Linked DNA regions of Homo sapiens: all the other regions are linked to region 5. The links are chromatin loops, found by intact Hi-C in ENCODE. Cell type or tissue: dorsolateral prefrontal cortex. All regions are shown on one strand. Links, peaks and the distances in the headings refer to the core of each region. The heading gives the core; the rest is flanking DNA. Region 1 has its middle 7.3 kb from the start of LINC01381. Region 2 overlaps EFR3B (EFR3 homolog B). Region 3 overlaps LOC105374329 (a long non-coding RNA gene). Region 4 overlaps ADCY3 (adenylate cyclase 3). Region 5 overlaps EFR3B (EFR3 homolog B).

Region 1 (6,436 bases), core at 1,051-5,050, 68 kb after region 5:
ACAGGCATGAGCCACCATGCCCAGCCCTGAATTATGCACTTTAAAATGATGAATTTTATGGTAAGTGATTTGTATCTCAGAAAAAAAAAAAAAAGGCAACTGGCTGTGAGAAGCTGGACCATTGACAGATCAGGCCTGGAGACTTGACCATGGGAGAGTCAGCGCGGAGGTGGCTTAAAACCAAGGGAGTGGAGAGTCACACCATGACAGCAGCATAAGGTGAGAACTGGGAAAGCCTAGTGCCCAGGGAGACACTCACATTTAGAGTGTGGTGACAGAGGAGGAGCCAGGAAGAGACAAGAAATCAGGAGAGTGTGGAGGGCTGGGCATGGGGGCTCACGCCTGTAATCCCAGCACTTTGGGAGGCTGAGGCGGTGGATCACCTGAGGTCAGGAGTTCGAGACCAGCCTGACCAACACCGTGAAACCCCATCCCTACTAAAAAAACAAAAAGTAGCTGGGTGTGGTGACATGCGCCTGTAATCCCAGCTATTCGGGAGGCTGAGGCAGGAGAATCACTTCAGCCCAGGAGGCAGAGGTTGCAGTGAGCCGAGATTGTACCACTGTACTCCAGCCTGGCAGCCTGGGCGACAGAGCGAGACACTATCTCAAAAAAAAAAAAAAAAAAAAAAAAGAGCATGCGCCACAGGCTGCAGGAGTTTCTACAGGCAAGGCTGTTCCAAAACATGTTGCACTGAACAGTGCTCCTTGTGCATGAACCTTCATGCATTGCTAATAGGATCAATCCTAGAGGTGGAACTCCTGGGTCAAAGGGCAAGGGCACTTTGGATAGATCCTGCAAATTTTCACTCATCCACATTGCAACTGTTCTGGATTGTGAGTGAGAGGGCCAAGATGCCTGCCACGTGGAGAGAGGACCAGAGCCAGCTCAGCATCCCGGGAAAACAAGGCAAGGTGTGGATTGCCAGGCATGACCTGGCAGAGCTGATCAGCTGATGGGCACAGCATGTGGCCAGAGTAACTGAGAGACTTCAGCAGAACCCAAGAAGACAAGGGATTCGTACCGTGGGAACAGAGCAGACTGCTCCGAGGGCCTGGGAAATGTTTGCTGAATTAACAAAGCAGCAAGAGAAACACAATTGCAGGGAAAGAGTCTTCATTCCAGAATCCCAGGTGGCCACGATGCTGCTGTGTGACCCCAGGTGAGTCACCTCGCCAACCTTCAGACAGTTCGTCTGTCAAACTGAAGGTCCGTACAGCATTTCTGGCCAGGATCCTTTCCACTTTAGAACTCCATGGTTCCTGCTTGAAAATAGGAGTGAAACTTCCTTTTAACACCAACTACCAAAATCAGGACAGTTTCTTTTTTGAAGTTTTGTTCCTATGGTGGTTTCTCCATTCTCTGCAAGGGGCCAAGAGGTCATGATTTTAAGCAAGCATTGACCAAAACAGCTCAGTTCAATTTAGCAAGCATTTACGGAGTGTCCCAGGTGAAAGCCACCACCATCACCATCACCTCTTGCTGATTAGAACAGCTTCCTAGCCAGTTTCCCAGCCACTACCTTGCACCACTGCAGTTTATTCTCAACACAGCAAGCCACAGCCAGGCATGGTGGCTCACGCCTGTAATCCCAGCACTTTGGGAGGTCAAGGTGGGCAGATCACTTCAGGCCAGAAGTTCGAGAACAGCCTGGCCAACATGGCGAAACCCCGTCTCTACTAAAAATACAAAAATTAGTCATGTGTGCTGGTGGGCACCTGTAGTCCCAGCTACTCAGGAGGCTGAGGCACGAGAATCACTTGATTCTGGCAGGCAGAGGTTACGGTGAGCCGAGATCATGCCACCGCACTCCAGCCTGGGCAACAGAGTGAGACTCTGTGTCAAAAACACACACACAAAAAAAACACAGCAAATCACCCCAAGCAAAAGGCAAAGTCTACGATGGCCTACAAGGATCTGCAGGATCTTGCACCTCAACAGGGTCTGCATTCCACCATGCACACACACACACACACACACACACACACACACACACACACACACACACTCCCTCCCACCCTCCTGCCTCTGGGCCTTTGCACAGCCTGACCCCTTGCTCCCTCGCCTCATTAAGGTCTCTGTTCAGAAGAAACCTCATCAGAGATTTCCCAGACCTCCTTATACAAAATAGCACCCCAGCTCATCACTCTCAATGTGCCTATCCTGCTTGGTTTTCTTCATAGCATTTATCACCAGCTTTACGTTATATATTTATGTGTTTATGGCCTATTCCCCACCACTACCACACTGTGAGCTTCCTGAGAATAGAAACTGTTGCCTCCGCTAGTCCTGGAGCAGCATCCGTAGAGAACAAGCATTCCAGACATCTTTGGGGAGAATGAATGAACCCTCACACAAGCCCCAGCCATAGGAGTCAGTACCAGGTGCCTGCTGAGTGGATACAGCAATGAATAAATCTAGGTTCCTAAGTTAAGCTCTTGGCTTTTTTGCAGGGTTTGGCATCTCTCCAAACCTGAGCTTTCCTGTGTGAATCTAAGGGTTAGCAAGCCTGGGACACGCTCCAAGAGGGTAGGAACTGCCTTCTATTCACTGCTGATCCCAGAAAGAGCGCTCAGAAGGGCTCACTACTCAAGAACGAAGGTGTGGGCCCAGTGAGACAGACTGTATTCTTCACACAAGAGCAAGAGAGAGATGCTTCTGCCTCAGTCTAGGAAGCCGAGATTCGGTGAGGGAGAAATGGGGATTGAGTCTTGTCACCGTGAAGGTCCCCAGGTGGGAGGCTCTGTGACCTGTACCTAAAGCCCTGCATTATTTAAGACTTTAGAAGACTCGGTCTGGTGGTTACAATCCCTGACAGTAGGGCAGCCCTGCCCTCTGGTGGCCACCCGGTGCAGTACCATCACGGGAAACGGAATTTTTTTTCATTTTACAAGTTCCTTAATTCCCTTAAAGACATCCTGGGAGACATATAATACAGGAATACAAAGTAATCCCGTTACCTTGATACCCTTGCTGCCACGGGAGCTTTCACTCTTATGCCTATTTTAAACCTAGTTCACTGATCCAATGAAGTGTTTACCAAGCGCCTACTGTCTCAGGCAATGGCCGTGAACAAAACAATTAAAAATCACTGGTTTGCGGGGCGTGGTGGCTCACGCCTGTAATCCCAGCACTTTGGGAGGCCGAGGCAGGCGGATCACCTGAGGTCTGGAGTTTGAGACCAGCCTGGCCAACATGGCGAAACCCCGTCTCTTCTAAAATTACAAAAATTAGCCGGATGTGGTGGCACGCACCTGTAATCCCAGCTACCTGGGAGGCTGAGGCAGGAGAATCACTTGAACCTGGGAGGCAGAGGTTGCAGTGAGCCGAGATCGTGCCATTGCAGTCCAGTCTGGGCAACAAGAGCGAAACTCCATCTCAAAAAAAAAAAAAAAAAAAAAGAAGAAGAAGAAGTTTTCAGCTTGCTTGTAACCCCAGCACTTTGGGAGGCCGAGGCGGGTGGATCACCTGAGGTCAGGAGTTCGAGACCAGCCTGACCAATCTGGTGAAACCTCATCTCTACTAAAAATACAAAAATTTGCCACTGCACTCCAGCCTGGGCAACAGAGCAAGACTCCATCTCAAAAAAACAAAACAAAACAAAACAAAACAATGAAGCTTTCAGCTTTCAGTCTCTTTATTGGCAGGAGTGAGGGAAGCTGGCTGAGAGGTCTGCCAGCCAGATGAGTTTTCACTGTCCCCAAGTCCAGGATGCCAGGAAGCCCCCAGGCCAGAAAACAGGGCATGCAACTTCCATTCCCAATACTGTGAATTTACTCAACAGCTGGGGAGACAGTGAGGAAGACAGGCAGGCCAGGTGCAGTGGGGCATGTCTGTAATCCCCAGCCCTTTGGGAGTGCCGAGGCAGGAGGATTACTCGAGACTAGCCTGGGCAACATAGTGAGACTCCCATCTCTACAAAAATGTTTTAAAAAATTAGTCAGGCATGTTGGTGCATGACTGCTACCAGCTACTCGGGAGGCTGGGGCAGGAGATCGCTTGAGCCCAGGAGGTCAAGGCTGCAGGGAACCATGATTGCGCCAATGCCCTGCAGCCTGGGCTACAAAGCGAGACCCTGTCAAAGAAAAAAAAAAAAGAAAGAAGAAGGAAGAAAGAGGAAAGAAGAAGAAGAGAAGGAAGGAGAGGAAGAGAAAGAAGGAAGGAGACAGGCAGAGTCCTGTGCCCTCTTGGAGTACAGGCTGTGGAGAGGCAGCATGGAAAACGTGACCACAGGAATGATTGTCATCACATTGTTGTACAGGAGCCCCGGCTCAATCCCGGATCCACTTCCCTGAGGAAGTCTTCTTTATGCTAAGAACTCAGGGGTTCAGAGGAGCCATCTGGCCCGGCAGTGAGAGAGCGCTGTGTGAGCACCTGGAGCACACAGAACAGAGGAGGAAGGGGAGAAGGGGAGCGGGCCAGACCTCACAGGACTTTGTCAGCCGGTTGGGAAGTGTGGGAGATCCTTGCAGGAACAGGAAGCCACTGAAGGGGCAGAGCACTTTTGAGCGCGACTGGCCTTTTAGAAAAGTCCCCTGTAACGACACTACCAGTTAGAAAATACACTAACTGGAAGAAAAGAGTCCATTCATAAGAGCAACACAAAGAACAAACTGTTTAGAAATTGATTTATCAAGGAGTATGTAAAACATTTCTAAAGAAAAGTTGTAAACTTTACTGAGGGACATAAAACAAGACTTGAATAAATGGAAAGACAGATTTTGTTTTAAACAAAAGTCAGTATTGTGGAAATGTTAAGCCTCTTTAAATTTACCTATATATTTGCCAGATACATAAAACCCAAATCTTAGGGCCCGTGCTGTCTCCTTTCCCAATTCCCAGGACTTTCCCTCTGCAGCACTTATGACAATATGATTAAATGACTTTTATAATGATGTGTTTCATGCTGCCTTCCCACTAGACCCATAAAATAACACGAAAATTCATCTGGAAAATATATTAAGTGCAGATAGCCAGTAAATCTCTAAAAAGTAACCCTACCACATAGTAAAAATACATTAGAAACCTGGAAGAAATAAAGCAATTTGGCACACGTACAAGAACAGGCAGTAAGATCAACAGAACACAACAGAGACACTAAAAGAGACCCAAGTATATGTGGAAATTTAGAATATGATAAAGGCAAAACGACACCAGTCGGGAAAATGGATTATTCAGTAAATAGTACTGGGGAAATGGCTGGCCACCTAGAAAACAATTACATGTGGAGCCACACCTTTCTCCTTGATATCAAAATAAATTGCAGGTAGACCAAAAACGTAAATGTACAAGTGGAATCATCAGCACATGAGAACAAAACATGACTCTATTCTTAATTTGAGTCTAAAAAATATAAAACTCCTTATGACAAAAATACTTAAAGATTAGTTGGGGGAAACATTTGCAACAATATGAGAGTCCATGTGCCAGTTTCCTCAACTACAAAGAATGCTTAGAAATCAATAAACCAGGCCGGGCACCGTGGCTCATGCCTGTAATCCCAGCTACTTCGGAGGCTGAGGCAGGAAAATCGCTTGAACCCGGGAGGCAGAGGTTGCAGTGAGCTGAGATCCCACCATTGCACTCCAGCCTGGGCAACAAGAGGGGAACTCCATCTAAAAAAAAAAGAAGAAGAAGAAATCAATAAACTGGCCAGGCGCGGTGGCTCACACCTGTAATCCCAGAACTTAGGGAGGCCAAGGCAGGAGGATCACTTGAGGTCAGGAGTTGGAAACCAGCCTGGCCACTATGGCAAAACTCCGTCTCTACTAAGAACACAAAAATTAGCCAGCCATGGTGGCGGGCACCTGTAACCCCAGCTACTCAGAAGGCTGAGGCAGGAGAATTACTTGAACTCAGGAGGTGGAGGTTGCAGTGAACCGAGATCATCGTGCCACTGCACTCCAGCCTGGGTGACAGAGCAAGACTCCATCTAAGAAAAGAAAAGAAAAAAGAAAAGAAAAGAAAAGAAATCAATAAACCACAGATAAAGAACCCAGTAGAAAGAAGAAGCAAGAGAACACACAGCAGAAAAAGATTCATGCGTGTAAGAGATATGTCAAATGCTCCACTTCACTCACTCATAATTTTGTTTGTTTGTTTGTTTTGGAGTTTCACTCTGTCACCCAGGCTGGAGTGCAGTGGTGCAATCTCGGCTCACTGCAACCTCCGCCACCTGGGTTCAAGTGAATCTCCTGCCTCAGCCTCCTGAGTAGCTGGGATTACAGGCGCCCACCACCATGCCTGGCTAATTTTTTTTTGTATTTTTAGTAGAGACAGTGTTTCATCATGTTGGCCAGGCTGGTCTCGAACTCCTGACCTCAAGTGATTCACCTGCCTCGGCCTCCCAAAGTGCTGGGATTATAGGCATGAGCCACTGCGCCTGGCCTCATAATTTTTAAAAGACAAATGAAGGTAAGATACCATTTTTCACCTA
Region 2 (4,000 bases), core at 1-4,000, 65 kb before region 5:
AGTGGGTTGACTGGAAAGGGGGACTTTGTGAGGGGATTAGCAATGTCCTACCTCTTGTTTGGGTGATGGTTACACAAGTGTAAAAGCAGTTGTCAAAACTCAAGGTACTGAATGCTTAAATGTGTGCATCTTACTGCATGTTAATTATACTGCAGTAAAACAGTAGGAAACCCTGGAAGAGAAGAAAACATCCGTGCAAACAATCCCAGGGCTGTTTTGCAGTGCTGGCAGTGGGTATACTAGGAGACGGACGGTCAAGGGCCTGTGCCAGCCCGCACCAGGGCTCTTACCAGCAGCCTAGCACCAGTGAAAGGGCTCATTGAGAACTGCTGGTCAGGGCCGCAGGCTACTAGACAACTTACGTGCCGAGTAGCAAGCAGAGGAAGCTGACCCGGGAAGTCCATCCCATTGGCAGCTGGGAAGCTGATGGTGCCGGCAGGGCAGTGGGGGGAGGCCCATACGGCAGGGCCATCTGAGTGTAAGGCCTGCCTTTTGGGCACTGCCATTGGCGTTGCTGACTCTCAGGGGACCTTCAATGACAAAACAAAGCCTGACTCTCCTAGGCCTCCGGCACTGTCTCAGCACAATCACAGACATGGCTGAGCAGGGCTGGGTGTGAAGGATTGATTTTTCTTTTTCTTTTTTTTTTTTGAGACAAGTCTCGCTCTGTCGCCCAGGCTGGCGTGTAGTGGCGCGACCTCGGCTCACTGCAACCTCCGCCTCCCATGTTCAAGCGATTCTCCTGCCTCAGCCTCCCGAGTAGTTGGGATTATAGGTGCCCCCCAACCCGCCCCACCCACCACCCCTGGCTAATTTTTTTGTATTTTTAGTAGAGACGGGGTTTCACCATGTTGGCCAGGCTGGTTTTGAACTCCTGACCTCAAGTGATCTGCCTGCCTCAGCCTCCCGAAGTGCTGGGATTACAGGCGTGAGCCACTGTGCCTGGCCGAAGGATTGATTTTTCCATTTCCTCCTTGGGGCTTTTGTGACCTCACAGCCCACAGTAATGTCATTCTCCTAAGTACACAGAGGCTTTAATGACCTTATTATTCACCTGTTCCTTAATAATGTGCTGGCTTGTGACATCTCTGTATAAGGACCTATACTCTCTGGCTAGGAATGGTATATATTTTTTCTAATGGCACACTGAAATGGATTAATCTCAGTGTGTTCTTTGCAGGCCAGGGGTTAAGTGTGAAGACCCTGTAGTCGGACAGCCCTGGGTTTGAATCCAGCTACCCCATTTAGCAGTTAATGTGACTTTGGAAGTGTTACTTAACTGCCCTAAGCCTCATTTTCCTCATCTGTAAAATGGAGACGATAGACCCCACCTCAGTGTTGTTGGGAGGATTAAGTAAAAATGCATTCAAACCTCCTAACCGATTGTGAGAGCTTCATAGATGTTAGCTGAGGCTGATGTTAATTACAGAGCTTGTAATACATGTTTTACCATCAACCGATCCTTTTGATGACAGTGTGGCAGTAACAGGGTCACCCTCTCCAGGGGCCTGAGGGTCTGCATTGGAGGAAGGGTTCTCCACTCCTCATTTAGAGCTTTTCAGGAGCTGTCTCTTTCCAGCTGCGTTCTCACTCCATCTGCTCCTGGCTTCTTGAGATGGGCAGAATCTGCTTGAGGGACTTCCTACCTCGTGCAGGTGTTCCCAGAAGGCCCATGCGCGGTAGAGCTGCTGCATTAAGAGTGGGTCTTGGCTCTGATTGGCCTGCTGCTTACTTGGCATTTTTAGTAGGGCTCAACCTAGTACTTGTTTTGCATTTTTGCAGAATTCTGGTGCTTGCTTCTGATTCTGTTTTGCATTTCAAAAGTGTTGCTTCTGAAATTTCTCTTTGGCACCGTGACCACCCTGGCCCTGGCTCTACGTTTCGGAGGCTCTGGGCATGGCGCCTGTCTTGTGTTCTGGCACTGCGTGCATGCTGCAACAGTCTCTCTGATGATATATTTGGGCGTTCGAATGATTGATCTTGGATCTTTAGCTTTTCAGAATCTGCATCTTAAATCTGTGAGTTCGTCTGTATATTTAAAGCACTTACTCTTGATCTCAATCAGTTTGGCTCCATAAAAATAAAGCTTCCTCTGTTACTATATTTGATACTGTGTGTTCATTTAGAAAGCTGAAGGTGAGTAACCCTGCTTTTTATAGGCTGCCTGCTGACCACAATAGGAAACTGGGCATATTTTGGGAAAGGGGAAAGCATGAATGTGTTGTAAAGCCCAAATCCTGATTTCTAACACTATTGTTTTCATGTGATAGATTCTACTCGCTATGATGCAAGCTCTTTGAGAGTATGAGTTATTTATTGGAATGCTTCTTACCCCCAGAGTCCACATGTACTTAAAAAAATCGAATGCCTCGACGTGCCAAGTAGTAGGTATTCAGATGAATGAATTCCTACGAGGAGCCCAGATCACATTAAAGAAAGCTGAATACAGAAGCATTAACTTTTTTCCCTTTGCTTCCATTTATTGGGATTCCTGGAGCTTAAAAGGCTTACAAAGCACTTCCTTCCAAAAATGTAACCAATACATTACTTACACTGATAAATAACATTTTTAAAGTGAATACCAATCAAGTTATAAAATACCAACAATAAATTAACAGTAATTTTATCATCAAAGCTACCAAACACATTTTGGATTCTAAGGACACAACTGAAGCCAGGTGTCAGGACCACCTTGGCAGTTCACCCCTAGCCCAGGGTCACTGGTTCCCAAGGATCTGCACTGCTGGTGTTAGAAGCAGCCTGCATCCCTCAATTGTTCCCACCTGGCGGGGGGGGCGGGGCACACCAAGGCAGCACATCTGCCCCCATCTATTCAGAGACAAAGCAACAACAGCTTCTGTTGTTATTGTTGTTAAATAAATGATTCCTATAATATTTATTTATTTTGAGACAAGGTCTCGCTCTGTCACCCCAGTAGGAATTCAGTGGCACAGTCATAGCTCACTGCAGCCTCGAACTCCCTGGCTCAAGTGATCCTCCCTCTTCAGCCTCCCGAGCAGCTGGGACTACAGGTGCGCATCACCACACCCAGCTATTTTTTTTTTTTTTTTTTTTTTTTGGTTCAGATGAGTTCTCACTGCGTTGCCCAGGATGATCTCAAACTCCTGTGCTCAAGCGATCCTCCCACCTTGGCCTCCCAAAGTGCTGAGATTACAGGTGTCAGTCACCATGCTCAGCTGATTATATAATATTTTACAATGCTCTTGAGCCAGCAGTCATTGAAGCTGAGATTGCACCTTTCCCCCTTTCATAGTCATTATTCACTTCACACTATTTGAAATTCCAGTGTCACCTCCCCACTGACAACCTCTTGGGAAGGTCACCAGTGCAGGCCTGAGGGCTGGGCCCTGTGCCTTCACCTGCTTCTCAGTTCTCACTGCTTCTTCCTCTCTCAGCCATTTTTCTTCTGGAAATTCACCTCCCCTAAGCTGCCAGGACTCAGTGCCCCTGGGGTCCTTGTCTCCTTTTGTGATGATGGCCTCTGCTCTGGGCTGTTCCCAGCCCACCCGTGTCACACACTCACCCAGTGTGAATGGGCAGGTGCTGGGAGGCTCTTCCTGACACCCTCTGCTGTCTCCTGCCTCTGAATGTCTCCTTGGAAACCCCTCCCGCATGAAGGGAGGGAGAGCAGCAGATGTAGCCTGTGTTCCACCCACCTCATCTCTGGTCCTCTACTCTGATCACACATGTCACCACTTGGCTATGGGGCAGGTGGATGCTAGTCAGAAGCCTCTGCTTTCCTTCTGACTTCCTTTCATAACTCCTTAGCACTTCACTGCGGGCTGGAGACCAGATATCCCCCCACCTCCCCACGTCACACACTAGCCCAGTGTGACATCCCCAAGTTTGTCACACTTCCAGCTGGACACTTATAGTTCAGGGCCTTGTCTTGCTCTTCTTCCAGGATAGGGACATTCTTAGTGGCCTCCTGGGAGGGTCAGGGCTTGCTCCATCCATTTATCCACTGGAAGTAGATTCC
Region 3 (6,436 bases), core at 1,241-5,240, 720 kb before region 5:
CCTCCCAAAGTGCTAGGATTACAGGCATGAGCCACCATGCCCAGCCAGATGTGTGTAATTTTTAAATGTTCCCCAGATGATTCAGTTATACCTTTTATTTTAATTTAATTAATTTTTTGTTTTTGAGACGGGTCTCACTCTGTAGCCCAGGCTAGAGTGCAGTGGTGTGATCATGGCTCACATGCTGCCTCGACCTCATGGGCTCAAGCGATGCTCCCACCTCAGCCTCCCAGGAAGCTGGGACCATAGGTGTGCACCACCAGGCCCAGCTACTTAAAAAAAAACAAACAAACTTGTAGAGATGGAGTCTCGCTGTGTTGCCTAGGCTAGTCTCAAACTCTTGGGCTCCAGGGATCTTCCTACTTCAGCCCCCCCAAAGTGCTGGGATTACAGGCATAAGCCACTGCATCCAGCTTCGGTTGTATCTTGATAAAGACTAAGAAAAACAATCAAAACAAAACACAAACTCAAGTGTCTAGAATGTCACTGAAGGAAGGAGAGAGTTTCAAGCAGAAGTTGGAAAACAGGCTTAGATGTAGCAGAGAGTTCAAGGAGGATAAAGATGATGAAAAATGTGTTGAGTTGGCTTGAATCTTCAAAGTCATTGGTAAAGTAAGAATGCTTTTAGTACAAAGGTGGGGTATAGAATTTGGGTTACATGATATTAAAGATGGGGAGTAGGCAATTAGAACAGCAGTCCTGAACTTTTTTTTTTTTTTTTTTTTTTTTTTTTTGAGACGGAGTCTCGCTGTGTTGCCCAGGCTGGAGTGCAGTGGCACTGTCTCGGCTCGGGCTGACTGCAAGCTCCGCCTCCTGGGTTCACGCCATTCTCCTGCCTCAGCCTCCTGAGTAGCTGGGGCTACAGGCATCTGCCACCACACCCAGCTAATTTTTTTGTATTTTTAGTAGAGACAGGGTTTCACCATGTTAGCCAGGATCGTCTCAATTTTCTGACCTCGCGATCCGCCCGCCTCGGCCTCCCAAAGTGCTGGGATTACAGGCATGAGCCACCACGCCCGGCCGGTCCGGAACCTTTTTGGCACCTGAGTCCAGTTTGTGGAAGACAGTTTTTCCACGGAATGGGGATGGGAGGGTGGGGGTAGTTTCCGGATGAAACTGTTACACCTCAGATCGTCAGGCGTTAGATTCCCATAAGGAGCGCAACCTAGATCCCTTGCTTGTGCAGATCACAATAAGGGTTTGTGCTCCTATGAGAATCTAATGCCACCACTGATCTGACAGGAGGCAGAGATGGCAAATCCATCTTCAAGGTTGGATTTTTGAAAGTTGGTCCTTTGTTTTAGGCTTTGTCAGGCAAATATATAGCCTCCAAAGTTAGCATGTGGTATTTCATATGGCAACCACAGATCAGAAATTTGAGGAGGAGCTACATCATGTAGGAATGACTTTGGTTGAAAGCAACAGAATATCCAACTAAAAGTGGCTCAACCCATATGATCCATAATATGCCACTTACTGGTCCATGGCCTGGGGGTTAGGTACCCCTGAGTTAGAAGGCAAAAAAAATGTGTATATATCAAATGTTCAAGGAGAGTAGATGGCATTAAAAACAGTTTTGCAGGCTGGGCACAGTGGCTCATGCCTGTAATCCCAGCACTTTGGGAGCCCGAGGCAGGCAGATCACTTGAGGTCAGGAGTTCAAGACTAGCCTGGCCGATATGGTGAAACTCCGTCTCTACTAAACAAACAAACAAAAATTAGCTGGGTGTGGTGGGGCACGCCTGTAATCCCAGCCACTCATGAGGCTGAGACAGGAGAATCGCTGGAACCTAGGAGGCAGAGGTTGCAGTGAGCCAAGATCGCGCCACAGCACTCCAGCCTGGGTGACAGAGCGAGATTCAGTCCCCCTCCCCCCCAAAAAAACAAACAAAAGAAACCAAAAAAAAACCCCTAAAAAACAGAGTTGCAGAATTAAGCACAAAAGATGTTTGTTTTCCAGTTTGAAGAATTGAGATACAAGAACATGCAATCCTTGAACTTCAGAGTTGAGGAGAAGCTTAAAGATGACCTGGTTGGATTTTATGTGTTATTTAAGCTTCCTTCACAAAGTCCTTTCGGGCTGTTCATGCCTAGATGCCTCTCATGGTGAGGCCTCCCTCTGCCCTCAGGAGCAGCCTGTTGTGTCTTTGCATGGCTTCCAGTGAAAGCTCTTCTTTATCATGAGCTCAACACTTTCCTCCTCAGATTTCACAGATTGTCATAGTTGAAGCAGGAGGACAGGTGTCAGCTGTGCGAGGATGTTATCTTACTAATACATTTATTTAACGGCTTTCTGAAGGAAATGATTAAAAGAATCTGGCTTGATATTTTTGTTTAAAAAAAAACCGCTAGCCCAAATTTAAACGAATAGGATAGTTTAAGAAATAGTTGTTCTTTAAGGATGGTTTTTTGAAAGTTGGTCCTTTATTTTAGCCTTTGCAAGGCAAATATATAACCTCCAAAATTAGTATGTGGTATTTTTATATACTCTGTCTTTTGAAACTCTGTCGCCCAGGCTGGAGTGCAGTGGCACAATCTCGGCTCACGGCAACCTCCATCTCCCGGGTTCAGGTGATGCTCTTGCCTCAGCTATTTTTGTATTTTTCGTAGAGATGGGGTTTCACCATGTTGGCCAGGCTGGTCTCGAGCTCCTGACCTCAAGTGATCCGCCTGTTTCAGCCTCCCAAAGTGCTGGGATTACAGCGTGAGCCACCACGCCCAGCCAATATGTGGTATTTAGTATGGCAACCACAGATCGGAAATTTGAGGAGGAGCTATATCATGTAGGAATGACTTTGGTTGAAATCAACAGAATATCCAATTCAAAGTGGCTCAACCCATGTGACCCATAATATGCCACTTAGCAAAACGTCTGGAATCCCTGGAGTAGATGTGTTAGGCACAAATTTGAGGTTTCCATGGCTTTCCTCTTCTGACCACAAGATGGAGCAGCTGCTCTAAACATTATATCCTCAGAGGGCCACATTTAAGAAGGCAGGAAGGAGGCTGGAGCAAAAGGGCTTTCTCAAGTCCCCCTAAGCAAGAATTTAAACTGGGCCCCCCAGGAGACTTCTTCTGTCAGAATTTAATTACATGTCCATCGCTAGACTGACAAAAGAAAAGTTAGAGAACCACGATTTACTTAGAACCTAAAGCTGGGCACATGGTTGCCTGGTCAGAATAGGGCTTTTATTTATGTACTTGATTTTTTTAGGTGAGAAAGAAGTGAAGTATAGCCATTGAGTAGGCTGCCAATAGTGCCTGCCAGAGACACTCAGGAGAGATTATATGCTAAATCCACCAGACCCTTTGTCTAAGGGCAGGACGTCACCTCTTCAGAAACTGTTTTTCTTCTTGTGGTAATTATTAATTCTCTGCAGTGATTTAGAAGAATTCTTGTACTAAATGTCTTGCCATTAAAAGTTTGATGAGTATAGAAACTGACAGTAGAACTATTTTTAAAAGTAATTCTACTTCTAACCCAAACTTCTTACTCTAGCTATTATTTTACCACGACGTGAGTTGTACGAATCACCTCCAATTTACATATTATGGAAGAGCCTTACATGGAAAAGAAGAAATCATTTTCAAATTAGACATTCCATCTAGAACTGTCAGTAGCTGATTCCCATCACTGTCTTTTATTTCTTCATGCTTTTAGATGAGAGTAATCATATCTGCAGTAATTCCCAAGATAAAGTTTTCTTTTTACAGCTAATTTTATGAAGTTTTTTTAATTTCAAAGAATAAAGCAATTATTCTTTCTTTTTGAAATTGCATATCGTCCAGAAACATTAATTATTCTTTCTTTTTGAAATTGTATATCAAGTTTAGAAATATTGACTTCTTTAATTTGAAACACTAATGTCAAGTGATAGGTATAAACATCTATATTCTATCCTCTTTCTTTCAGTGTACTTCTTGTTCTTGGCAGATCCTCATTCCTACTGGATATCTGTTGCACGCCAATTATCTTAGGCTACAGCTGTTTACTGACAGCTGTTCTCTCTACTGCCCACCAGGCAGCCACCCTTTTGTGGCAATCCATGCCTCTGCCTCCCAAGTGGGGCTGCTTTGGCCGGGGCTTCACCCTTAGCTCAGGCACAGAGCTTCTGATCTAAATCAATCCAAAGCTTGCATTTCCAGCAAAAGTATCATTTCTTCTCATTGGCTATGAATGAGGCTTCCATTCATCAGTCATTTTTCTGGGGACTTCTGAGGGAAAGATTCTTTCTCTGTCCTGCTAGATTTTTACCTGAGGGAATGTGAGGCCCAAAGTTGCTGCAGCCATCTTGACATCTTCAGTGGGAGCCAGTCTGAGAACAGAGGTGAGAGAGAGAGAGGGAGAGAGAGAGAGAAGCAGACCCTCGTGATACATTTCAACCTTTAAGCCAAGATAGCAGCAAGCCCTATTTCCAGACTTTTCAGTTACATAATCAAGTAAATTTGCTGCTTTGTTTAAGCATCTTTCTCTTTCCCTCTCACCTTCTGTCATGGGATGACTCAGCAAGAAGGCCCTTGCAAGATGCTGACACCTTGATATTGGACTTCCTAGCCTTCAGAACTGTGAAGAATAAATTTCTTTTCTTTATAAGTTGCCTAGTCGCTGGTATTCCCTTATAGCAGCACAAAATGGACTAAGACGGGCACGATAGATTGACCTGGCTGTGTGACTGCAATCTCTGGGCTTGGCTGAGGGCCATTTGTGCCTGGAATTGGAGGACACTGTGAAGACATTGTCCATTTCAGAAAGGCTTTGTTCCTAAGTCAGTGCCTCTGGCCTTCTCCACAGTGACCTTTGCCACACTCCACCCCAGGGGTCCACATTCTTGTCAAAGGGTGAGAAATCTTTTGTGACTGGCCATGATGATGCCATTGTAACACAGGTGGCCAATCAGTTTATACATCTGTTTATCCCCTTAAACAGGTCATTTATTTTCATGCACAATTGAAACTGTAAGTCAAACTCTGCTTCTTTATGGTGGTAAATAGTACGTTGATTATGCTAAAGAAAGATTATTATCGTAAGTGAACACCTGTGTCTTGTATCACAGTGGTACTACATCAGGGAAACCTGGTGGTCTGTTTTATTTATTTATTTACTTATTCAAGAGACAGGATCTCATTCTGTCACACAGGCTGGAGTGCAGTAGCACAATTGTAGCTCATTGCTCTAACTCCTATGCTCAAACAATCCTCCTGCCTCAATCTCTCAAGTAGCTGGGACTGCAGGTGTGTGCCATACAGTCAGCTAATTTTTTTGTTTTTGTTTTTGAGACAGAGTCTCTCGCTCTGTCGCCCAGGCTGGAGTGCAGTGGCACAATCTTGGCTCACTGCAACCTCCGCCTCCTGGGTTCAAGTGATTCTCCTGTCTCAGCCTCCCGAGTTGCTGGGATTACAGGCATACACCACCACGTCCAGCTAATTTTTTTGTATTTTTAGTAGAGATGAGTTTTCATCATGTTGGTTAGGCTGGTCTCGAACTCCTGACCTCAAATGATCGCCCGCCTCAGCCTCCCACAGTGTTGGGATTATAGGCATGAGCCACTGGGCCTGGCCTAATTTTTTTTTTTTTTTTTAGATTTTGTAGAGGCAGGGTCTTCCTATGTTGCCCAGGCTGGTCTTGAACTCTTGGCCTCAAGTAATCCTCCCACTTTGGTCTCCAAAGTACCAGGATTACAGATGGGAGCCACCATGCCTGGCCATGTTTTATTTTTAATAGGAAATTTGTTCGCATGGCTGAAAGCTCAAAGGGTACAAATAAATGTTTGTGAAAACTTTCCTTCCCGCTCCTGTTTCCCAGGTGCCCAATTCTCTTCCCCAGAGCTAATCCATTTCATGCTTTTGATGTAGCCTCCCAGAGTGACTTTATGCATATTTAAGCAAACAATGTATTATATTCCCCCTTTGCCTCAACACTGGTGTATGGACCTTCTGAGCCTTGCTCTTTTCACTGAAGATATCTTGGATGTACTTGCATGTAGTACATAAAGAGCTTCTTCATTCTTTTTGGTAGCGTCTGAGTATCCCACAATTTCATAATAGCATGATTTCATTAATGTCTGTTGATGGACATTTCAGTTGCTTTGTATCTTTGGCTCTTGAAAACAATGCTACAATAAACAATCTTGTACATATGTCATTCTGCACTTGGGTAAATATATTTTTGCAGTAAATGTCTAGACGTAAAGTTTTTGGGCCAAGGGTATATGTGTTTGTATATCCTCCCCAACACACACTTTTTTAGTTTAGTTTTTTTTTTATTTTTTATTTAAGATGGAGTCTTGCTTTGTTGCCGAGGCTGGAATGCAATGGCCCGATCTCGGCTCACTGCAACCATCTACCGGGCTCAAGCGATTCTCCTCCCTCAGACTCCCAAGTAGCTGGGATTACAGGCGTGCGCCATCATGCCCTGCTAATTTTGTATTTTTAGTAG
Region 4 (6,436 bases), core at 1,015-5,014, 300 kb before region 5:
AAGCGTCTTCCTCCCTCCTCATTTTCCTGCTGCCTGTCTGTCCTGCCAGCCAGTTACATGCAGCTGCCATCCACCTGGTATTTCCTTCCCTCCTCACTGCACTGCTGCAGCCCTCCTGGAGGAACCCATGCCAGCTTCTCTAACCTGCACGTATCAGGTCACGTGCCTCCCGGGAGGGTGAGATCCCGGGGCTTGGGCCTGTTATATTCCTGTCTCTAGAAGAAGGGCTGTGAGTGCAGGCCAGGAGGGGAAGCCGTGGCCCTTACCTGTCAGTGCCATTGAGCCCAGGGTTGAATCCTTGCATCTGCTCTAAGGCCACCATAGGTAAGCTGTTGGACAGATAACAGCACAGTCAGGCCCCATCTGGGAACAAGAGCCTGATGCCCAGCCAGGCACCGGGGTATCCCAAGTCCTCCACTCGGGGAGAATGGGAAGAATCTATTCTCAGGTCCTAGCCAAACAGTGATACGTCTGTGAGCAGCCAGGAACTGGTTCTTGAACAAGCCTTTGAGGACCCCTAGTGGCAGAAAGCCACCTCAGCACAGGCCCATGAGCTTGAACTGAGGACTTTGCGGGCGGGAGGAAGGAGACAATACAGATCCCCAGTCACGCTTCATCTTACTCGTGCTCCCGAAAACGCTTGTGGTCGTATTCATCAAAGACGGGACGCCAGGCATAGAGGTTGATGGTGGCCACGGCGCCTGCGACGAGCAGCATGAGCGTGAGCTTCACCATGTGGCTGACCTGCACCAGCATGATGGTGGCGATGAGGGACAGCACGGCCACATAGTTGTAATACTTGGGGTTCTCCAGGCAGCTGCCCTCCGTTTCCATCCCTGCCGTTGCATTGCTGGGTCCCGTGTAGTACTGGAGACAGCTGAGCTGGAGGCCAGGACGGCGGGCAGGGACACACGTTCAAGAGAACAGCAGGTGCTGGTCACAGAGGGCTGTGCATGGTAGTGCACGCTCAGCTGCCACCTCCCGCGGCTCCCCCAGAAATACCGGGAAAGATGGGGAAATTTACCAGGGACTAATCATATGAAAGTTAGTAACTGCAGCTAAGAGCCTCGCCGTTGCCTCATTTGACATTCACAAAAACTCTCTCGAGTATTTTTAGTACTGTCCCTATTGTACAGAAAACTCGGGCCAGATTTGCCCAAACACAATTAGCAAGCAGAAAAGCCAAAAGTAGGAGCCAAGTCTTTAGGCTTCAAATCCAACATGTTCTTCCCCATATCACACTGTTGCTTCAGGAGGGGCCACGGGACCATGAGCCCCACTCACAGCCTCCCCGTGATGACAGCTAGTCTCTGCCCAAATCCTTCCATTGGGGGGATGTTCACTGCCTTCTGGATTCTTTACTGGTTCTGCTACTGGGCAGATGCGGCCGGGAGAAAGCGCATCCAGAACCGGAATCAACCCCCCCTTTTTGTAACTTTCACCCACAGGGCAACCTTGTCTTGCTTGCGCGATTCCCGCCATGTCATTCTAGCATGAGCAGTTGTTACACCTCCCTAGCTTTTTACCCCTCCATGAGTGACAGCATCTCCAGGTGTCCTGTACAGTGTCCAGGACCCCATGCAGTGGTGACCTCCACACCTGGGTGCCAGGTTCCAGGCATGTTGTGACATGCAGGGGGCCTGGGGCTTCTCTTCCCTGGGTAGTGGGCACCAGCAACCCCTGGCCAAGGTAGGCTCTGGAGCCCCTAACTCCTCATTCCCAGTAGACTTATTCTTTTTTTTCTTTTTTTTTTTTGAGATGGAGTCTCGCTCTGTCGCCCAGACTGGCGTGCAGTGGTGCATTCTTGGCTCACTGCAACCTCCACCTCCCAGGTTCAAGCGATTCTCCTGCCTCAGCTGCCCAAGTAGCTGGAATTACAGGCTCGTGCCATTGTGGCTGGCTAATTTTTGTATTTTTAGTAGAGACGGGGTTTCACCATCTTGGCCAGGCTGGTCTCAAACTCCTGACCTCAAGTGATCTGCCTGCCTCAGCCTCCCAAAGTGCTGGAATTACAAGTGTGAGCCACCGCGCCCGGCCCCCCACTGGACTTCTGATTAGCTGCAGCCCTGGAGCTTTTTCACTTATACCACTGGCAGAATAAGTCTCCATGTTGGTTGTATTTGTGTGCTCCAATTTTTTTTTTTTTTTTTTTTTTTTTTTTGAGACAAAGTCTCACTCTGTTGCCAGGCTGGAGTGCAGTGCACAATCTCGGCTCACTGCAAGCTCCACCTCCCGGGTTCACGCCATTCTCCTGCCTCAGCCTCCTGAGTAGCTGGGACTACAGGCGCCTGCCACCACGCCCGGCTAATTTTTTTGTATTTTTAGTAGAGACGGGGTTTCAACTGTGTTAGCCAGGATGATTTCGATCTCCTGACCTCGTGATCCGCCCGCCTTGGCCTCCCAAAGTGCTGGGATTACAGGCGTGAGCCACTGCGCCCGGCACCGTGTGCTCCAATTGTTAAAGTACAACAATAACATTATATTTGAAAAAAAAGGAAGATAGTGTATATGGTACTACCACAATTAGAGGAGGCCGTGACAACTGACAAGAGAACACTGATGACAGCTCCAGGCATGTAGTGCTCAATACGTGCCCAGTGGTTCTAAACCAATAGATCTGGGCTCCCAACTCCTGTCCCTTTTCCCCAAGAAAGCATTTGGCTGCCCCCTCAGGGAGGAAGAATACACAGGACTGGGACTTAGAACTGCCTCCATTCTGGACTCTGTCACTTCCTGGCTGTGTGACCTAGAGCAAGTGAATTACCTTTTTTTTTTTTTTTTGAGACGGAGTCTTGCTGTCGCCTAGGCTGGAGTGCAGCGGCTCAATCTCGGCTCACTGCAACCTCCGCCTCCTGGGTTCAAGCGATTCTCCTGCTTCAGCCTCCCAAGTAGCTGGGATTACAGGTGTGCACCACCATGCCTGGCTAATTTTTGTATTTTTAGTACAGATGGGGTTTCACCATGTTGGCCAGGCTGGTTTCGAACTCCTGACCTCGTGATCCGCCCACCTTGGCCTCCCAAAGTGCTGGGATTACAGGCGTGAGCTACCGCGCCCAACCAATTACCCTTTTTGAGAGTTAGTTTCTCCCTATGAAACTGCAGATACTGGTACAACTGCTCAGGACTTTTTCACAGATTAAATGAATCAACATACATAAGGTACCTAGCACAGGCCTGGGCACATGGAACTGTGCTCTCGGACTCTGGGAGAGGAGCTTCAAGGAAACAAGTCCATCCCAGAGGCTCCCTGGATGACAGGGACAAGACTCCTTCCACTAGGTGGGGATGATGTGTTTGGGAACCTAAGAGCCACTCCAAAGCTACATGACGGTGGAGGGATGGACTGAGAAACTGCTTGTGTGACCCAAACAGAAGCCCTTCTCCACTGAGAACAGGGGCGTCCCTTCAACAAGGACAGCAGGAGCTCACCATGTCCACGACATTTGCCATCACCAGGATGAAGATGGCGAGCATGGCCCAGGTGTTCCTGGCCCAGCGGGTCCGGTCAATCCAAGTTGAGAAGGCCACAAGCTTCTTAGGAAAGGCCTAGAAGGAACAGAATTTCAAGGGCCATGAGCCTTTGCCAGTCCTTTCTCCTGCGACGTGACTGACAGCAACTCAGGCTGGTCCCGTATTCCAGTCCCAGGAGCCTCAAAACGGACTCTGCCTGGGAGTCACCTGACAGCTGACCAAGGGGCAGAGCTGAGAAGAGGGCGTGGGAGTTCTGACGCTGTGTTGGACCTCCTCGATGTGCCTGTTCAACAGCACAGCCTCCAGGTCGCAGCCCTTTCCACAGCAGACGTGGTGACGAGGTGAGGCCAGGGCAGGAACAGTTTTCAGGGCTGCTCGTCTCTGGCCAGCTACTCCTGCCTATCCTGGCTCCAAGTGACCTGGCGAGCCACCTGTCAGATTTATGTTCCTAAACACTGCTTTACCTTTGTCATTCTGATTAAAAAAAAAAAAAACTCTGCTTGGTACCTCAGTGCCTTACAGGAGAAAGTTTTAATCCCTTTAGTCTGGCTTCTAAGGGCCTTCACCATCGGGGCCAACCCACCTTCCAGCCGGCCCTCCACTTCCTCTCTACCCAGGTTCTTGTTTACCCAGACTCTGCCGTACTCATACGTGCTGCAGCGCCACGGCCCAACAAGGCCCACCACGGCCCAGCCGTGGCCCACCACAGCCTGCCACAGCCTGGTGGCCCAGCCAGAGGGAGTGCTCTGCTGATGGTGAATGAATGGATGGGCAAGTGCCTGGACCGTCCTAACAGAGGAGTGTCTGCCTGTCAGATTTGACAGAAAGAATAACTCCATCACTGCCCAGTTTTACAGGGAGTGCCACTCACTTCCAGAGGCTTCTGAGCTCAGTAGAAAAGTGCCTCTTACCCGGGGAAAGATGGCAGCCAGGGAGCAGATGGTCAGGATGAGGAGCAGAATCTCCCCCACCATGAAGGTCACATAGTTTGTCATTAGCCTGTGACAGAGAGAAGACAATTGGGAGAGGCCAGAGGGGACAGTGAGATGGGGTGAGGGGCTAGGAGAGGAAGGGACGGGGATGGGGGCAGGGGCCAGGGGACAGCGGACAGGGGGCAGGGGACAGTGGACAGGGGCCAGGGGGCAGGGGACAGCGGACAGGGGCCAGGGGACAGCGGACAGTGGCCAGGGGACAGCAGACAGGGGCAGGGGCCAGGGGGCAGCGGACAGGGACTGGGGGCAGGGGCCGGGGGCAGGGGCCAGCAGACAGGGACCGGGGGCAGGGGCCAGCAGACAAGGACCGGGGGAAGGGGGCAGGGGGCAGGGGACAGGGGCCGGGGGCAGGGGACGGGGAGGCCTCTCAGCACAGCACGAGCCTGTACAGCTCCACGCGGTGCCAGGGAATTGCTGCTGCCTGCCGTGCAGAACAGGACAAAGGCCCTGATGAGACGGGCCGCCAGCTGAGTGCCGGCCTGGGAGCGGGCCACTCTCCAGCTGCAGCTGCTGCCTGGGACATTTCCCAGAGAGGGAACAACTCACAGGTGGCCTGGGCACAGCCCAGGATAAACTTGGGCAGGGATCTTAGGAATGCACCCCTGCCATGTCGCTGTGCTGAAAGGACAGAGCACGGAGCAGCATCACTCCCTCGCTGCCGGGGGCTAAGAGTCTGCCTGTGACAGCCACCCCCAGCTTCACAGTGGACACACTCAACACATCCACCTTAACCTGACAACTCCCGGAAACCTGTTCTCTATACCCTCTGCTCACACCCATTCCCGTTTAACCCCTCCCTGGAAGGTGTCCTTGCCAAGAGCCCCAGAAGCCTCCTGGTAGCTAAATCCATGTCCCATTTTCAGTCACCTCTCACCCCTCCTTGAGACACTTTTCTCGCTTGGTTTCTTGAGTCCTTTTCTGTCTCTGCATCTGGACACGCTGCCTTGAGCTCAGCAAGTCTCGTGTTGCAGCACAGCCTGCATGCTGGTGATGCCAGGTTCACGTCTCCAACCCCACCCGCCCTCCAAACTCCAGATCATGGATGCTGGCCTCCTTGGCTTGTGGGCACTGCAAACTTCACGTGTCCCAAAGCAAACTCCTGATCTTTGCCTCTCCACTCTCATCTTTCCACCTTGTCCCCATCTTGGTTAACGGCACCCCCGTCCTGCCAGTTGCTCAGATCAGAAGCCCAGGAGACATCCTCAACTCCACACTCACGCCCCACAACCAATCTGCCAGCAAATCCTGTCAGCTCTGTCTCCAAAATACATTCAGCATCTATCGACGGAATCCAACCACTGATCCTCCTCTATCCTCGGCCTGGCCTGGCCACCACAGTGGCTTGTCTGGGCCGCTATTTGGTCTCACTGCTCCCGCTGTGCTCACTAAGCGCTGTTCTCAGCAGGAGTGAGCCTCTCCAGGCATATGTCACAACAGGGGACTCCTCTGCTCCCTTGTTCTGGCGGCCTCCTGTGTTAAGAGTGGAAGCTGGCACCCTGCAGTGGCGTGTAGGAGGCCCCACGTCTGTGCTGGACTCCTGCTACTCTTCCTGTGGCCCGTTCCCAATGCGATGCCTCCTCACTGTGCCTCCAGGGGCCAGGCCACTCCAGCCTCAGCACCTCTATCCGAAGCAGGTGTCCCCCAGATAGGAGAAGGCTCGCCCCTCACCCGCTTCCAGGCGTTACTGAAATATTATCCTGCCAGCAAGTCCTGCTCTGACCATCCCACATCAAAATGCAAACAAAACAAAACAAAGCTCCCCAGCAGCATACCCGCCTCCCTTCCTTGCCTTCCCTGTGTCTGCAGTACTTACTCTCGCATGGATGCATATTTTAATTGTTTAATTGCTTTTGCCTGTAGCTTCCCCTACCAGAACCCAAGTTTCACGAGAGCAGGGGTTTCTGTGTGCCGCATCGCTGCCATAGCCCCAGCCCTTGATCCCCACGCATGAAGCAGACAACCAATCAATACTT
Region 5 (4,000 bases), core at 1-4,000:
GTAGATCATGAGGTCAGGAGTTCAAGACCAGCCTGACCAACACGGTGAAACCCTGTCTCTACTAAAAATACAAAAATTAGCCGGGCATAGTGGCACATGCCTGTAATCCCAGCTACTCAGGAGGCCAAGGCAGAAGAATTGCTTGAACCCGGGAGGCAGAGGTTGCAGTAAGCCAAGATCGCACCATTGCACTCCAGCCTGGGCGACAGAGCCAGACTCCACCTCAAAAAAAAAAAAAAAAAAAAAAAAAGCAAAACATTTGGAAACAACTTAAATGACTAATAGTCACTAGTTTAGAAAGGTCTTATGATAGTCTATCAGGCAACCATTCAACATGTTTATGAAGAGTTAATGACATAGGAAAATGCATAGAATGTATGTGAAAAAAGCCAATACAAATAAAATATGCAATAGGTTCTTAATTCTGTTATATATTATGCACAGAAGAAAGGAATTACATCAAAATGCCAATAACAGTTATGTTTGATAACAAAGATAACAGTGGTAGTGGTGGTGGTAGTGGTAAATCTTCTCTTCTCTATACTTTTCTATGATTAGTATGTATTATTTTATAACCAGAAAAAAGGTTTTATAAAAAAGAAAGAAAGAAACTTCAGTCTGAAATAAATGGCTAGTAAAGAGGGCTCCCTCCCACAGAGCTGTGCTGACCCTGGGTTCACATAGCAGGGACTGGGGGTGTACAAAAGGGGCTCCTGCTGTGCTGTTACTCAGTTTCCCCTCTGGTTAACCCTAGCTCCAAGCCGACACCCCTTTGTGCCCAGAGAGCCTGCAGCTCTGTGCCTCTCCCTCTGGATCCGCCTCCCCCTGCCCCCGCAAGTTGCTCACAGCCTCGGATTCTGCTTCATCAGTTCTTGGCAGCGTTTTGAGCTCTTACATCTTGGGCCCAAGCTGGAACAACCCCAGCTAAGTACTAAAGATGGGGAGCTGGAGCATCCAGCACCCTAGGGCTGGAGCCCAGATGGTACCAGGGCAAGGGCAGCCTGGGAGTCTCCAAGATGATTAAAAAGACATGGCTTCCTGGGCTCATGTCTGCCAGCACCAGGAGGTCTCATGAGAGTAGCAGCTGGTCTCCATTCTGCCTTCTGATGGACAAATGTATCCCTGACTCCTAAGCTGTGCTCTTCTCTTAGCCACCGAAGCTGGACTTCTCAGGGCTAGAGGACTTCCGAGTCCCACTTCACCCTTTTCCTTACAGAATTCGAATGTCAGGCATCAAAGGCCTGCAAGGGGTGGTGAGGAAGACGGTGAATGATGAACTGCAGGCCAATATCTGGGACCCACAGCACATGGATAAGATCGTTCCATCACTGCTTTTCAATCTACAGCATGTAGAGGAGGCAGAGAGGTAAGCAGGCCGGGATGGGGCAGGACAGTAGATATAATCAACCCTCCAAGGGCTGCTTGGGAACCACATGGTTTGGGTTGGTCAGTAAAACTCAGCTACAAGGCCAGGGACATGGCTTTGTGGCTTGTTCTGCAGTGAGTCCAAAGCTGGCTCCCTAGAAGCCATGGGTCTGACTTTGTGCCAGCCCACAGTGTCCCTTAACATGTGCGTTACCGAAGGAGGACAGTGTTGGTGCTGGGCTCCCTGGTGGGTAAATCTGTTGGTAATAACACACAGAACCAAGAGTCTGGTTACCTTTGTCTCCCTGGAAGCAGGGCCAAGGAGGCTTTAAGATGCCTTTTGTGGGCCGGGCGCGGTGGCTCACGCCTGTAATCCCAGCACTTTGGGAGGCTGAGGCGGGCAGATCACGAGGTCAGGAGATCGAGACCATCCTGGCTAACACGATGAAACCGCGTCTCTACTAAAAAAAAATGCAAAAAAATTAGCTGAGCGTGGTGGCGGGCGCCTGTAGTCCCAGCTACTCGGGAGGCTGAGGCAGGAGAACGGGAGCCCGGGAGGCAGAACTTGCAGTGAGCCGAGATCGCGCCGCTGCACTTACAGCCTGGGCGACGGAGCGAGACTCCGTCTCAAAAAAAAAAAAAAAAAAAAAAAAAAAAAAAAAAAAAAAAAGATGCCTTTCATGGCTCCGATCACTGCGGACTTTCCATCTGGACCTTCCTTCCTCTGTTGCTTCCTGATGCTATTTCAGGCCCTGAAAACGTGCATGCTTGACCAGCCCGCAGCCACTCAGTAAGAGCTTGCAGATACTGGGTTTTAATCCTGGATCCCCTAAGCATGGGATTCATTCCTGTCCCTGCACCCTCATTTTTCCCCTCGGTGAAATGGAATGGGGAGAAAGGCCCACGTTGCTGTCCCACCTGGGCTATCTGTGCACTAGGCTAGTTAGGTCGGTTGATCCCAGGCTACTAGAGCTAGACTCGGGTCGACGGGGGCGGGGGCGGGGGCGGGGGCGGGGGCGGGGCGTGGGGTGGGGCGTGGGGTGGGGTGGGGTTCGTATGCCATCTGGTGGCTGTTTCTGGAATAGCATCTCACTGACAAGCTGCTGTGGTCTCTGGGCTGGGAGTCCTCCGGCTCCTGTTCTGTCCAGATGTGGGCCCACTCCCTGTGACTTGAGTATCATTGACTCTTGCCTGAGCCAACCACTGTGCCTTTCCTTTTCCCTCCCTCTCTTTCCTCTCCTTTCTTCCACTTCTGTTTTGTTTTTTGCCTCCCTTTCCTATCTTCATCTCCCATCTCCTTTTCCTTCTGAAGTCTTAGGTGCATCAAGACACACATGTTCTACACCTCACCTGGCCCATGGGGCTCAGAGCATCCTTCCCACAGTGGTACATCTGGAAATCTTTAAGGATTTCCAGAAAAAGAACTTTATCTTTTCTTCTCCGGTCTTCCCCCACTTCCCCCAGTGGGGGCTTCTTTACCCCCATTTAATTTCTGACAGCTGTGACGCCTCCCCTATTGCCTAGTGCAACCCATGTCAAATTCCTGCTTGTCTTGTGTGGATGAAACACGGAAAGCCGGGATTGTACAGAGCCTGACCCCAGCCTGCATGCCACCCTCTACCCATGTGCCTCTGTCTCCCCAGCCGGTCTCCCTCACCCCTCCAAGCACCTGAGAAGGAGAAAGAGAGCCCCGCGGAGCTGGCTGAGAGGTGTCTTCGGGAGCTGCTGGGCCGGGCTGCCTTTGGCAACATCAAAAACGCCATCAAGCCTGTTCTCATGTGAGTGCCCCCACCCACTGCCTTGGCCCCAGCCTTCAGCCTGGATGTGTTTCAGGTCCCTGGCATCTCCTGGCTGGCTGGGGGGAAGGGGATATTACAGTTGTGGTGCCGCAGCCGAGTCGATCCCTTCCCTGTGCCTGTGTTCCCTGCACTGTGACAGCAAAAGCTGCCACAGGGTGGCCAACTGCTGCCAGTAGGAAGGCACCCAACGCTAAGCAAAGGTGCCCAGCTTCACCACACACATCCACAACTGCAGAGCGCTGTCCTTGGCCTCTCTCCAGCACTGGACTGGGACTACCCCAAGGCCCTTCAGGCTTCACTTCCTCACCCGGGAACTGTGCGAGGGGCTCTGAGAAGGTGTCCCTCTGCCTCCAAGCTAATCTCTTCTCCCTAACACTGCCGGGAGTTTCATAGTTGTTCCCCCACGTTTTCTCCCTCACAGCCATCTGGATAACCATTCTCTTTGGGAACCCAAGGTGTTTGCCATCCGTTGCTTTAAAATCATCATGTACTCAATTCAGGTATGGTGGCTCCCCTGGGCCAGCCGGATCCCAGGACAAAGGCCTCTCTAGAAGCTAGACGGGTGCTAAAATAGAAAGCCAGAAGTCCCCTGTGACTCCTCCGAAGCCCCCAGTTGCCGAAACCAGTGCTGCTTAAGCTAGCTGTGGAGAAGGGCCGGCTGATTTTATTTCCAGTACATCACAGACCAATACTTTTATAAAATACAATTAAAACAAATAATTTCTAGAAAAATTAAATAAAAAACTCATGCAAAATGCAAGCCTACAGATCACACCCTTGGCTGCTACAGCATTGACAAATTGTTTACTAAACACTGACTTTCCATCCCATCCTTA

Evidence for each region. A loop is a pair of places that touch in the nucleus more often than their neighbours do. Peaks named below come from ENCODE experiments on the same cell type or tissue, not always from the same donor. Only the 100,000 strongest peaks of a DNase experiment are listed, where the experiment ranks them.
Region 1: a loop joins it to region 5, with 4 times the contacts of the local background. A loop is called at or near these places in 26 of 110 quality-filtered maps.
Region 2: a loop joins it to region 5, with 2.7 times the contacts of the local background. A loop is called at or near these places in 12 of 110 quality-filtered maps.
Region 3: it touches region 5 in a loop (5-fold over the local background); 34 of 110 quality-filtered maps call a loop at or near these places.
Region 4: it touches region 5 in a loop (2.1-fold over the local background); 26 of 110 quality-filtered maps call a loop at or near these places.

What each region holds. Positions count from the first base shown.
Region 1 is chr2:25,193,776-25,200,211 of GRCh38, forward strand. No RefSeq gene overlaps it. Among named protein-coding and RNA genes, the nearest start is that of LINC01381, 7.3 kb to the right of the region's middle. In dorsolateral prefrontal cortex, for the core only: a CTCF peak has its summit at 2,846 (motif pointing left); a DNase peak (open chromatin) is centred at 2,836.
Region 2 is chr2:25,062,292-25,066,291 of GRCh38, forward strand. All of the region lies in intron 1 of EFR3B (EFR3 homolog B), which reads left to right. Among named protein-coding and RNA genes, the nearest start is that of EFR3B, 22 kb to the left of the region's middle. In dorsolateral prefrontal cortex, for the core only: a CTCF peak has its summit at 281; DNase peaks (open chromatin) are centred at 340 and 1,890; H3K4me3 peaks cover 1,591 bases; H3K27ac peaks cover 3,855 bases.
Region 3 is chr2:24,407,179-24,413,614 of GRCh38, forward strand. All of the region lies in intron 2 of LOC105374329 (a long non-coding RNA gene), which reads left to right. Among named protein-coding and RNA genes, the nearest start is that of ITSN2, 50 kb to the left of the region's middle. In dorsolateral prefrontal cortex, for the core only: CTCF peaks have their summits at 2,942 (motif pointing right) and 3,147; a DNase peak (open chromatin) is centred at 2,938.
Region 4 is chr2:24,827,280-24,833,715 of GRCh38, forward strand. It overlaps ADCY3 (adenylate cyclase 3), which reads right to left. Exons shown (of 22, transcript NM_004036.5): 12 at 4,383-4,470; 13 at 3,430-3,546; 14 at 623-882; 15 at 267-329. It overlaps LOC105377626 (a long non-coding RNA gene), which reads right to left. Exons shown (of 2, transcript XR_939842.3): 2 at 4,801-5,081. Among named protein-coding and RNA genes, the nearest start is that of CENPO, 37 kb to the left of the region's middle. RefSeq lists a silencer at 5,921-6,215 and an enhancer at 6,395-6,436. In dorsolateral prefrontal cortex, for the core only: a CTCF peak has its summit at 3,289 (motif pointing right); a DNase peak (open chromatin) is centred at 4,922; H3K4me3 peaks cover 381 bases; H3K27ac peaks cover 2,777 bases.
Region 5 is chr2:25,126,967-25,130,966 of GRCh38, forward strand. EFR3B (EFR3 homolog B) reads left to right here. Exons shown (of 23, transcript NM_014971.2): 6 at 1,217-1,366; 7 at 3,009-3,143; 8 at 3,586-3,664. Among named protein-coding and RNA genes, the nearest start is that of POMC, 40 kb to the right of the region's middle. In dorsolateral prefrontal cortex, for the core only: a CTCF peak has its summit at 2,480 (motif pointing left); DNase peaks (open chromatin) are centred at 1,596, 1,945, 2,445, 3,374 and 1 weaker place; H3K4me3 peaks cover 608 bases; H3K27ac peaks cover 2,833 bases.